Linked DNA regions of Mus musculus: regions 1 and 2 are each linked to region 3. A link is a contact called in ENCODE Hi-C or POLR2A ChIA-PET data. All regions are on one chromosome and are shown on one strand. The core of a region is the stretch at or near the end of the contact, and the rest is flanking DNA. Distances in the headings are between cores, read along the strand shown.

Region 1 (3,823 bases), core at 1,082-3,581, 58 kb before region 3:
TCACCCAACTTGAAGAGGTCATCCAGACGCAGGAACTGGCAGATGCCCTGCCAGATGCTGCCACAAGCTACCAAACGACGGGCTGCATAGTCTATGAGGAGCAGCTTGTTCACATTGTCCACAGGCACCAGGCGGTGGGAGCACACACGCATGCTAGGAGGTGGGTAGCAGCGAGCATTGTCCTCAATGGGCCCTGTGACATGGGCCCGTAGCTCAGTTAGGTTTGGAGCCAGCTTGAAAACTCGATTCACGGCACCTACAAACACCTCCCCAGTCACTCGGTGCACAGCCAGGTGAGTCAGAGTGGTATCTGTTACCACAAAGGTACGAAATGGCCTGCTGCTACCCAGGCACCCTCCTATGGTGAAGAATAGCAATGGGAGAAGGCAGACAGTGGGCATGACCAGCAGCTGTAACGAGGGACAGGCCTGAGGAGAGACAGCAAGTGCAAATCAGCCCCAGGCCCAAGCTACTCTCCCTCCTTCTGCCCTGTCTGACCCAGTGAACCTGGCAGGCCAGGTTCAGTGCTATCGAGGGGCAGGCAACTCATCCAACATGATAAAGCCCCAGATGGTGACTGAGGCTGAAAGAGGGGAGGGGCCTCTAATAGGGCAAATGAATGAGTGACAAGCACAGGCAAGCTTGCAGGCCATCAATCATCTCCCACTCCTGTACTGGAAAGAAGCCAAGAGGCCTTGTCTCAACTGGGCCACACCCAAGGGGGCATCAGAGTCAGCTGCTAGAAAAGATGGAATGGAAGGTTCTCCCAGAACTGGGACCCTAACATTACACACTAGGAAATGCAGGGAGAGAACAAACACAAGTTGGGGTCAGGGGTGCTTCTCTGTTAGTGGCACTGCTAGCAGGAGTCCTAGAGCAAAGCTCTGGAGAATTAAGGCCTGAGACTGGTTTCAGTGCCACTACATCTCCAACTCATGGCCTCAGGTGCTTTCTCCCTTTGAGGGCCTTGGCTGCTTATCCAGGAGTCTGCTGTCTGGCCTTTCCACTGCAACACAAAGCCAAGACTCTCGCTGAGACAGACATCAGTCAAGCTTTGCTCAGACACAGGCAGACAAATGCTCTGCCAGGCCTGTGTGGCTCTCCCTGAAGAGCCAAAGGTTAGTCAGAGAGGGATATTGGCAGAAGGGTATAACCCACTTTTGAGAGTCCCAGAAGTATTATATGTAGAAACCAGCATCCTCAAATACAGTTGAAGCCTTAAGGCTATGGAGTACTACCCCTTCCCCTAAACAAATAGGGCCAATGCTGGCATTCACCCCCCGGGCCACACCCAGCCAGCCCCAGGCTGCAAAGACAGCAGAGCAGTGTCTCTGTAACTAATGGGGCAGAGCTCAGTGCTACCCTCTCAGTGCCCAATTCCCAAGAGACACAGGAGGGACTCAGAATGGGGTGGGGGGTGGGGGCCACAGCAAAGAGAAAGAAAAGCCAGCATTTGCTAGAACATGGAGCAATTCCAGCTTGAAAGTGCCAAGTTTCAGCTCAGAGTGATCAGCGCTCTGGGGCTCTTTTGTCGGGTCTGCATCCCAGACCCCTCATGCAACAACCAGAGAAGAAAGGAAAGCAAAAGAGAAAAGCGACTGCACCCTACCTTCACCTCTTCTACACTCTACAGAAAAGCCAAATTTTAGGAACTGGCCGGGACAGGTTGGAAAGGAGACCTGGAAAGTGGTAATTGGCAGCCCAAGACCCCACCCCAGCCCCCACCTCTAAGTGGCAACCTCAAGCATCACAGTCGCACCCAGCCCCTCTGCTACAGTCCTGCCAGCAAAGAGCGCGATGATGAGGAAAGCTCCATATAAATATGCAGGTCCACAGCCCGCTCTTCCACAATGCTCCCCTCTATGCCATGAACCCAACCAGTCCTGCCCCCAATGGGGGCACCCTGAGCAGACCCGCAGATACCTTAGTCAATACAGAGGCTACAGCAATGCTCAGAGATGCTGCTCCTCCTCTACAAAAGGGTTCTATCAACCAATAGGACTATGATCGAGTTGGCTGTCTCTTCCCGCTCAGGGTACGGAGTGCTTGGCAAGCCTGGTCTGGAGAGGTAGGGAGGGACAGGGCCTGACCCCAGAAACCATCTGGACCCCCAGGCTGTCTGAAACCTCTGCCATCCAGCAGACTATTGGCGCACAGGCTTTAAGGATGGCGACCACCTACCTGTCCCTCCACCGCGACTGACTCGGGGTGGCCACCCGTGGCCACGTGGACGTGCCCCCCCGCCCCGTGCCCAACAGCCGCCCCCCTCGCTTGGCCCCGCAGCCTCGCCTCGCACGCTGCAAAATCTGCAACCGCCGCCGCCCACACACTGGGCTGGCCTGCGGCCGCCTGGGCCTTTTAAACCCGGACCGTACCACCACACCGGGAGGGGGCTCCCAGAGAGGGCGGGCCGGGGCCCTAAGAAGCAGAGCGCATGGCGGTTGGGGGAGGCCGCTAGGCCCTGGGGCCCAGGACTCTAGTGCAAGAAGCAAGCCTCTCATGGGTCTCTGGGGATCCCTTCCTGAGAACAGCCCCCTTTGCTCAATGGCTGAGTCCTAGGCGCGGGCCTCTCCACACCCCCAGCTCCCCGCCTGCTGCCTTCAGCAACCCTGGAATCTGTGCGCGGCCGCGCCACACCCCCTTGGGCCTGGAGTGCGCGCCTCCAGGAGCCCGTGGCCACCTGCTACTGTTGCAAGATATTGCTTTGGCCGGTCCAACAAAACCGCACAAACAAAGATTGCCCCCTAACTCAGGGCTCTTTCTCCAATGATCCATAAACTGGTGGGCTAATACCCGCCACGAAGCTTGGAGTACTGCAACTTATAGCCATTTTCACCTAGTTCTTTCCTCAGCAAGTCACCATGACTCTGAATCTGCTGAATCTGGGATTTAATTCCATTGCTTTCTCTTTTTTTTCTTGAATTTATTTTCCCTTTAGTACAGAGTGGTCTCGAACTGACTACCCTTCTGCTTCATCCTCCCAATACTGGGATCATTATGGGTCTATGCCATCACAGCTGCATTTTTTCCATGTTGTGTTGAGATAGTGCCTCCTACTGTACCCCAGGCTGGCCTTGAACTTACAGTGATCCTCCAGCTTCACCTTCCCATGTTCTGGAATACAAGTATTTTCCACTGCTACAGTTATTCTTTGTGTGTGCATGCGCACGCACCCAAGAAGACCATCTGAGAGCATTAGACACCATAGAGCTGCAGTACAGTAGCAGGTGCTCTTAACCATTGAGCCATCTTTCTAGCCTCTTTTTTTTTCCGTTGTAAACCGCTTTATTGAGATATAATTCAGTTTTCATATAAGTCCTGTATTTAATGTATACAGACAATTCAGTGGCGTTTTAATATAATCCTAAAGATGTGCAACCATTTCTGCCATCTAATTCTTGAACATTTTCATCACTTCTAAAAGAAACTCTGTAGGAGTTAGCTATCAGTCTCAATTCCCCTCATATATATATATACCCAAGCTCTGGGAAACGCTCTGTCCTTACTGACTGTGGGGTTGCCTCTTAAGGATATCTCAAATAAATGGAACTATACAATATAAATATATTTTTATGTCGACTCATTCTTTTAATATTTTCAGGTTTTGTCAGAGTTGTACCATGGATCAAGACTTCCTTTTGGGGCCAAATAATATCCTGTTGCATGGGTAAGCCACATTTTATTTATTCTTTCATCAACTGACACATTTTTTTGTTTTCCTCTTTGGGCTGTTTGCTTACTTCTTTGTATGTGCTTGGGCCAGGGAGTGGCACTATTAGGAGGTGTAGCCTGGTTGGAATAGGTGTGTCACTGTGGGTGTGGG
Region 2 (3,838 bases), core at 1,134-3,633, 42 kb before region 3:
TGGGTGGCCATCATGCCCCATGTTCCTGCCCTGAGGCCCCTTCCCTGACCCAGAGCCACTGTGTGCCTAGCATGGGGTCCACTCAGCACAGGCTGGATCTCCCCAGCACCCCAGAGGGATTCTATTTGCCCTAGTCACTTCAAGCTCAAGGGCAGGACTCTGTGACACATCAAGCATGGGGCAGAAAGGAATGGGGACAATGCAGGCTGTTCAGGCACCCAGGAAAAAGAAAGGGCTCAGAAAGGACTCACCACCTTTACAGAGGAACAGAAAGAAAGATAAACCTGGAAAGTGAGAACCAGTGTGGAGCTCAATAGATACCACAACTGCTCCCAAAGCAGGAAATGGGTTCTCCCTATGGAATGGGAATGGAACAGCCTGACCCACCCCCAGGAGTTCCCAAGCGCTAAGCTGCACTGTGAGGGGAGAGCTGCTGAGGATGGGGGACCCACAGCTGTAGCTCCTTTGACTGCTCCTTTTTTGCCAGCTGTTTCTCTCGCTCCTTCACCAGTGCCTCCTGTTTGGCCTTCATGTCATTCAGAGTCACAAGACCTGTGAGGCAAGAAGACATGGGAAGAAAGGCTAGTCAGCCAGGGCCAGCAAAAGAGTGACACCTAGGACTAAAAAAAAAGGTGGTACATGTGTCCTGCTCACCCACAGTACTGGACTTGAGCTCTGCTTCCACAGCATCATAGTGTGCAGAGAATTTCTTGTCAATGTTAGATTTCATTATGTTCTCCTGCAGAGGAGGGACATATCAGTGAAGGCCATCTACCACTTCACTATGGAAGTGACAGAGTGGCTGTGGGTTCTAGACCCTAGTTCGAAATTTGTGCCTTAACATGCTATGACATGATCTTAGAAAAGAAAGACACCCTCCCTTCCTTTTCTGTCTGGAAGGGTCCACGAAATTGGGAAGGCTAAAGGAACCAAAGGAGGTCCTTCTCTTGGCATCCCTGAACTGCTCTGGCCCCCTCTTCAGGTCTCCTGCTGGGGCCCAGCACCCACTCAGTAATCTGTAGCCACCACCACTCACCTTCAGCCTTTAAGCTGAAGCTCCTGAGACCCAAGCCACGGGATTTCAGGAAGAGATAAATGGAAAAAAAAAAGAGGGATCAAAATGTCCAGACCCTGGAATTCTCCTTTTTGGCCCAGGATGCTGTCAGCAGCTCTCTGGAAGGCCACTGTTCTTCAGCCTGACCCCATATTAATAAGTGCCCTGTAGGTACTCTGAAGGGACCTCCAAATGAGTAGCCAGTAGAGGCAAACTTCCAGCTGCCAATGAGGCAATGAGGCCGGAACTGTAGGACTAGGTGTCTATACAAGCATAGTTGAGGGTGGACAATACTTCCATCTGGCCGGGCATGGTGGCACATGCCTTTAATCCCAGCACTTGGGAGGCAGAGGCAGGTGGATTTCTGAGTTGGAGGCCAGCCTGGTCTACAGAGTGAGTTCCAGGACAGCCAGGGCTACACAGAGAAACCCTGTCTCAAAAAACCAAAACAACAACAACAACAAAAAACAAAACAAAACAAAAAAACTTCCAACTGAAGACTGGTTTGGGCGTTTGTCTTCTCACTTCCCCAGATAGGGCCTGCTCTCACCTGGAGAGCTAAGGCCCCCTGCTCCTCTCAGGAGTCTTGCCCAAAGGATCAAGCTGTGGTCAGCTTGGTATCGCGCTTCTGAATGCAGCGACCACTCACTAAACAAACCCTGGGAGAAACTCTAGTACTCTGTAATGAGTGAGACTCAGTGGCATACCCCTGTGCCTCTCCACAGGAAGTGGGGTCTTCCCAATAAGCATTGGAAGGCTGGGAGCTCTGTACTCAGGAGGAGTGCCAAGGAGTCTCACCCAACATCAGTGTGCTCCCCATCTCTGACATGGACCAACACTGAGCCCATTTTATAGATTAGACTGTCTCGGCTGACTTCTGTTACTAGAGATGCACAGCAAGTCTCGCCACCAACGCGGGGCCCGCCCTCCGGGCACTCATAGCCCACTGTTGAGGTCTCCCAGAGACGAGTGGCAGGAGACCGCCAGGGGGTCCGCGCGGAGCGCAAGCTCTGAGGTGCCCCGGCCTGGCCCACACCTCTGCAATCCTCTGCTTCATCTGCTCCATTTGCTCACGCTGCTTCTCCCTCTTCTTCATTAGGTGCATGGCGCGTCCCGCCTCGCTTGCAGCGCCCTTGTACTGGGCCATGGTGGCAGCAGCGGTTTCAGCGAAGGCAGTGGCGGTTTCAGCGGAGGCAGCGGCAGCGGCAGCGGCAGCGGCAGCGGCAGCGGCGGCGTTGGCAGCGACGACAGCGGCAACAGTGACTTTTGCTTGGAGAAGTCGTGGAGGCGACGGCGACGGCAGTGGCGGCGGCAATTTAGTCAGCTGATGCGTGACGTCAGCCACCAGGGAACGTGCGGACGCAGGCCCTGCCCTACGCCCGCGGCTCTGACACGTGATCGCACCTCGCCCCGCCTCACAGGAGGCCGGACGAGTTCATCCCATACCCAATGCGAAATCACCAGTTCTTTCTGCTGGTTCCTTGTGACATGGAGCTGGGTCCTCTAGCTTCCTGTACACCCTCAAAGTTAAATGCTATCTTAAGCTGGCCCTCCATTCCTCCTAACTTCTTTCTGTTAGTCCCAAGGCTGAGCGCGCTGCTCCCAACTTGGATGATGGAACTGAGAGCCATGTCTCAGTCAGGTGTACCCCTTCCCACGGAGGCTGTTTTTCCTCCTGCTTGGTCACACACTGACACATTTGGTTGCTTGGATTTTTTTGTTGTTGTTTTTTCCGAGACAGGGTTTCTCTGTGTAGCTGACTGTCCTGGAACTCACTCTGTAGACCAGGCTGGCCTCAAACTCAGAAATTGGCCTGTTCTCTGCCTCCCAAGTGCTGGCATTAAAGGTGTGTGCCACCCCTGCCCAGCTGAATTTTTTTAGCTATCATCCAAGGCTAGGTCCAGGTCCCTTTGCTCCCCCAGGACTGAGACTCCTGATACCTCTCCTTTAAAAATTTGTGTGAGGCAGAGGAGATGGCTCAGGCAATGGTGAGTACCCAGAATCGATCCCCAGCATTCAAATAGCTCACAACTGACTGTAACTCCAATTCCTGGAGATACTGGCTTCTGCAGGCAGCAGATATGCAAGTTGTGCACACCCACCTAGGCAAAATAGCCATACACATAAAAATTTAAATGTGTTTGTTTACATGTTGTGCACAAGCCACTGAACATGTGCAGAGGTCATATTGTGGAATCAGTTTTCTCCTTCCACCTTTACATGGGCTCCAAAGATCAAACTCAGGGTCACATAGAAAATATCTTTATGCATTGAACCATCTCACCTGTGCTATTCTGCTTCGGAGAGGTCAGTATAGCCTTGAACCCAAAACCTCCACACTGACTTCTGATTTGGAAACCACTAGTAAATGATGACCCGTCCAACACCAGATGACCTACTTCACCTGCCTTGATCCTTGCGGATACAGTTCTAGTCCAGAAGCTAAATTGCCCCAGTCCTGCAAAACAGCCTTAAAGCAGAGAACCTAAAGAGCCAGGCTTAAGTTTCAATAGTTTTATTGGGAGGTTTTTGTTTTCTGTGAAATATACTAGAGCTTGGGGAAGGGGACACATTCACTTTGCAAGGTAAGGGTTTCCCACCACTAAAGGAAAAGGCATGGGGCAGGGTACACTGGGGTTTGGATCCACTTTCCTACCTCCTTCTGCTTTGCTCACATTACTTTTTCTCAGTGAACACAACACAAAAGAAATTCAAAACAGATCAACCTCCAGAGGGGGTCACACCTAAATCTTCTCCCATCCCAGGCTTTGCCAGCACTGGGAG
Region 3 (3,744 bases), core at 574-3,073:
GATTACCAACTGCCAGAAAATTGTCTCCAAGGTCCCTTGAGGCAGCCCATATAGATAATAGGCTACATACACTACCAAGGAGGCTGCTGTTTGCAACCATTGCACACCAAAGTCCCCATGGGAAAAGGGGACTTGGTCGGCTTAATTAGCTGCACAAAAAATCAAAGAAATCCCTAAAAATACTGCTGGACAGTGGTGGTTTTTAATCACTTGGGAGGCAGAGGCAGGCAGATCTCAGATATGCCTGGTGTACATTAAGTTCCCGGACAGCCAGGGATACAGAGAAACCCTGTCTCAAAACCAAATAAAACACCAGCTTACCTGTCAGCCCCAGCACAGGACAACATCTTGTTGATACGGATGACATGGAAAGGGTGGAGCCTCACTCGGATATGAAAGCCATCCTTGCCACAACTCTTTACCATGTATTTGTTGGCACAAATACGGGCAGCCTCCAGTGCTGAATGGGGAAATAACAGCAGTGAAACAGGGTGTCAGGACATTGAATAAATTATAATATATAATCCACAAGTACACAAGAAATGCCAATTAACACACCGGGCATGGTGGTCCATGCCTTTAATCCCAGCACTTGGGAGGTGGATTTCTGAGTTTGAGGCCAGCCTGGTCTACAAAGTGAGTTCCAGGACAGCCAAGGCTACAGAGAAACCGTCTCGAAAAACCAAAAAAAAAAAAAAAAAGAGCCAATTAACAAATGGGAGCTGTCTCACCTTCAGAAGAGAGTTGCTCATATTCATCTGACACCATATGGCCACAAAGTGGGAATTCATCAACTTTTGCTTTCTTCCGTCCCAAATCAAAGATTCGGATCTTAGCATCTGAAAAACACGTGGTTTAAAGTTCTCGAGAAGTGGGGAATAGACAAACACCGATCCAGTTCGAAGTTTGTCACTACTTACCAGGGACACCACGGCAGAAACGAGACTTTGGGTATGGCTTGTTCTTACAATACCGGTAACTATAGAAGGAAGGAAACTCAGGTGTGATTAATGGTGACAACAGGACTAAACCAGCTCTGAATCCAGTTTCCATTCAGGGTAACTGATTCTAAGGCAACTTGTTGTTAAACAATTACACAAATTATAAAACAGAAAAAGAATCATGCACTAGCATCACCCTCTAACCAGAGTTGGGTGAGATATCACAATTTTCCTAGCATGTGACAGAAGACCCGCCTTAGCCACGTTAAGAGAATATGGCGTCCTCTTCAGGACACGCGTTTAGGCGGCGCCTACGGACTGGTCAGCCCTTGGTGTCCTGTTAAAAACCACAAAGCTCAAGGCCGGAAATAAAAGACGGACGCAAAAGTGACCAAGAAGGCCTGGTAGGCGTTGTAAAAAGGCTCATTTGCGACGCAGAGGATTGGATGCACACGGACATGCTAGTTCTACCCAAGCGCTTTAGTATTGGGTAACGCCACCCACAGCCTCAAAATAAAGGTCCCAGTAAAGTATTAAAGAAAACCCGAAGTCAGTCTTTACTTCAGGGTCTCTAAGTGGCAGAGAGTCCACCCATAAAAAAAAAGTCTTTCGAAAGAAATGCATTTTTCCCTCAGTTTTCACAGTAGGAAGATTGCATGGGTTCAGCACTCACCACCGGGCGGGGCGGCGGCCCATGATGACAATAGGATCGTCGGTGGCTGTAATGAAACAGTCAAAGAATACAGACACAGAATAAGTGTAAAAAAAATCCCAAAGAAAAATTACGAGACCATCGTAAAAAACCGTGACCGAACTCACTCACCGCGCCAGAGGAAAAGAGACGCTCCCACGCCTGCTCACGCCTTATATAGGCGGCCTATCTTCCACTGTAACAACCATAGAGTTACAGCCAGGGGGTGGTGTCGACGCTCTATCAGACGCTAAGATCATAGATGCAGCGCTGCTCTGCGCATGTGTACCAGGCGGGACCGAACGAAGCACAGAGCTTATTGGTGACTGGATACCGGAATAGGGAACTGCATGCTGGCGAATGGGATTTCGACACATAGGCAAGAGAAACCAGCTTCCGCCTGGCCATATTGGGCGGAGAGCCATTGACAGGTTTTGCTATTACGTATGATTGCCAATATTCTAAGACTTGAAAAGGGGAGTCTTTCTCAGTGGAACTGGACCGTCACGGAGGTGTTCCTTTGCTTACAGGGCTCTAGAGTGCTGGTTCAGGCCTTCCTCAAGGCTACAGGAAATGGCGCGAACGTTCCATGGTAGGGACTCCGAAGTTCCTTTGTCACCCGGGAGGTTGGAGACCCACCCACAAAGCTGACGTCTAAGAGCCAACAAAGAGCACCATGATAGGTGCTTGATTGCTTTCAGGAGACCAATTAAAATCTCCCTTAGAGGAAAAAAATCTCCGTTAGGCGCTCACTGTCCTCCTCGCTAGTTGGGCCCGCCCCACTCTAATTCTCAGGAAAAGACGTGTTCTTAGGGAGACTGGAGACTGGGCAAAGACGATGGCGATATCATTACTTCCTACTAGCCCCAGGAGGGTCGCGGTGCTGTGGGCCACGCCCTAGTAGGAGAGTCGGAGTTCCTTTGCCCCAGATTCCGAGAGAAAAACTAGGTGTAGCACACCTCTTCTTTTCACTATGAAGAATTCAAAATGTACATCTGGGTGTGTCTAGAAGGATTGGCAGCTAACCACTAACTACTCTCCCATATAAGGTTACAATCTAGGGAGGCACCAGAACGGGAACACTGTTCTGATCTAGGAGCACGTGTCTGAGCATCATCAGTCACTCAGACTCTATGAATTTGTGCCTCTTGTGTCACTTAGGGAGACATGATAGGAACAAAAGTATAGGGACCAAGGGCCTTCCCTCCCAACATCCCATGGTGCCGCTCCCTGGTTACATGTGCCCAGCTTGTTCCAGCACATTTAAGATTCCCAGCCACAAACCAGAGCTACTAGATTGCTTCTGCCAAATAGCTTCCCTGTGACACTTATCCAGTTCCTGGAGGCTTCACAAATTGATATCTATCCTCTGAAAACAGTTCTGTCCTGCCAGTCCTCTCCACCTGATTGGTATTTGTGCAGTTGTGGAGGTGGCTGTTTCTTTAGCTGGAGAGAGATAAATGAGAATAGTCTATATATTTTGACCACCTTTTCTTATCTTTCTTTTTGGTTTTTCAAGACAGGGTTTCTCCATTTTGCAAATGTACCACATTTTTCTTCATTTTGTTTGTTTGTTTGTTGAGAAAGGGTTTCTCTGTGTAGTCTTGACTGTCCTGGAACTCTGTAGACCAGGCTGGCCTGGAACTCAGAAATCCGACTGCCTCTGCCTCCCAAGTGCTGGGATTAAAGGTGTGTGCCACCACGCCCGGCTTTGACCACCTTTTCAATTAAACATTTATTTCTTCAGACAGGATCTGAGTGTGTCAGCCCCGGTGACCTGAAACTCACTTATGTAGATCAGGATGGCCTTCAGCAAACAGAGATCCACATACCTATGTGTGCAGATCTAAGACCTGTGCCACCACAGCCAGCCATGCATTTATATTCGTATGAGTGTTTTGCATGCAAGCATGCAAGTGTACAGCATACATTTCTGAAGCTGGCAGAAGCCAGAAGAGGGTGTCAGATCCCCTAGAACCGGAGTTACTGACAGTTGTGAGCCTCCCTGTGGGTACTAGGAATCAATCTCAGATCCTCTGCAAGAACTAGTTCTCTTACAGCTAACCCATCTCTTCAGCCCTTACATGTATTTACTTTATGTGTATAAATGTT

What was found. A loop is a pair of places that touch in the nucleus more often than their neighbours do. ChIA-PET counts read pairs that join two places held with the same protein, here RNA polymerase II (POLR2A).
Region 1: POLR2A ChIA-PET joins it to region 3 with 18 read pairs in embryonic stem cell. The contact joins the promoter of Plxna3 here to the promoter of Rpl10 in region 3. POLR2A ChIA-PET finds 5 or more read pairs at or near these places in 4 of 5 experiments (Patski and embryonic stem cell).
Region 2: a loop to region 3 is called in a map of gastrocnemius, with 2.3 times the contacts of the local background. The contact joins the promoter of Fam50a here to the promoter of Rpl10 in region 3. A Hi-C loop is called at or near these places in 4 of 37 maps with a recorded cell type or tissue (gastrocnemius, heart and left cerebral cortex). POLR2A ChIA-PET finds 5 or more read pairs at or near these places in 4 of 5 experiments (Patski and embryonic stem cell).

Annotation. Positions count from the first base shown.
Region 1 is chrX:74,327,574-74,331,396 of GRCm38, reverse strand. It overlaps Plxna3 (plexin A3), which reads right to left and starts at 2,331. Exons shown (of 33, transcript NM_008883.2): 1 at 2,182-2,331; 2 at 1-428. The coding sequence starts at 401. It overlaps Gm39520 (a long non-coding RNA gene), which reads left to right and starts at 3,107. Exons shown (of 4, transcript XR_878127.3): 1 at 3,107-3,227; 2 at 3,602-3,667.
Region 2 is chrX:74,311,578-74,315,415 of GRCm38, reverse strand. It overlaps Fam50a (family with sequence similarity 50, member A), which reads right to left and starts at 2,383. Exons shown (of 13, transcript NM_138607.3): 1 at 2,091-2,383; 2 at 655-739; 3 at 453-552. The coding sequence starts at 2,201. Gdi1 (guanosine diphosphate (GDP) dissociation inhibitor 1) reads right to left here. Exons shown (of 11, transcript NM_010273.4): 11 at 3,549-3,838.
Region 3 is chrX:74,268,895-74,272,638 of GRCm38, reverse strand. It overlaps Rpl10 (ribosomal protein L10), which reads right to left and starts at 1,823. Exons shown (of 7, transcript NM_052835.3): 1 at 1,765-1,823; 2 at 1,615-1,660; 3 at 921-979; 4 at 732-839; 5 at 322-460. The coding sequence starts at 1,637. It overlaps Snora70 (small nucleolar RNA, H/ACA box 70), which reads right to left and starts at 147; the gene lies at 19-147.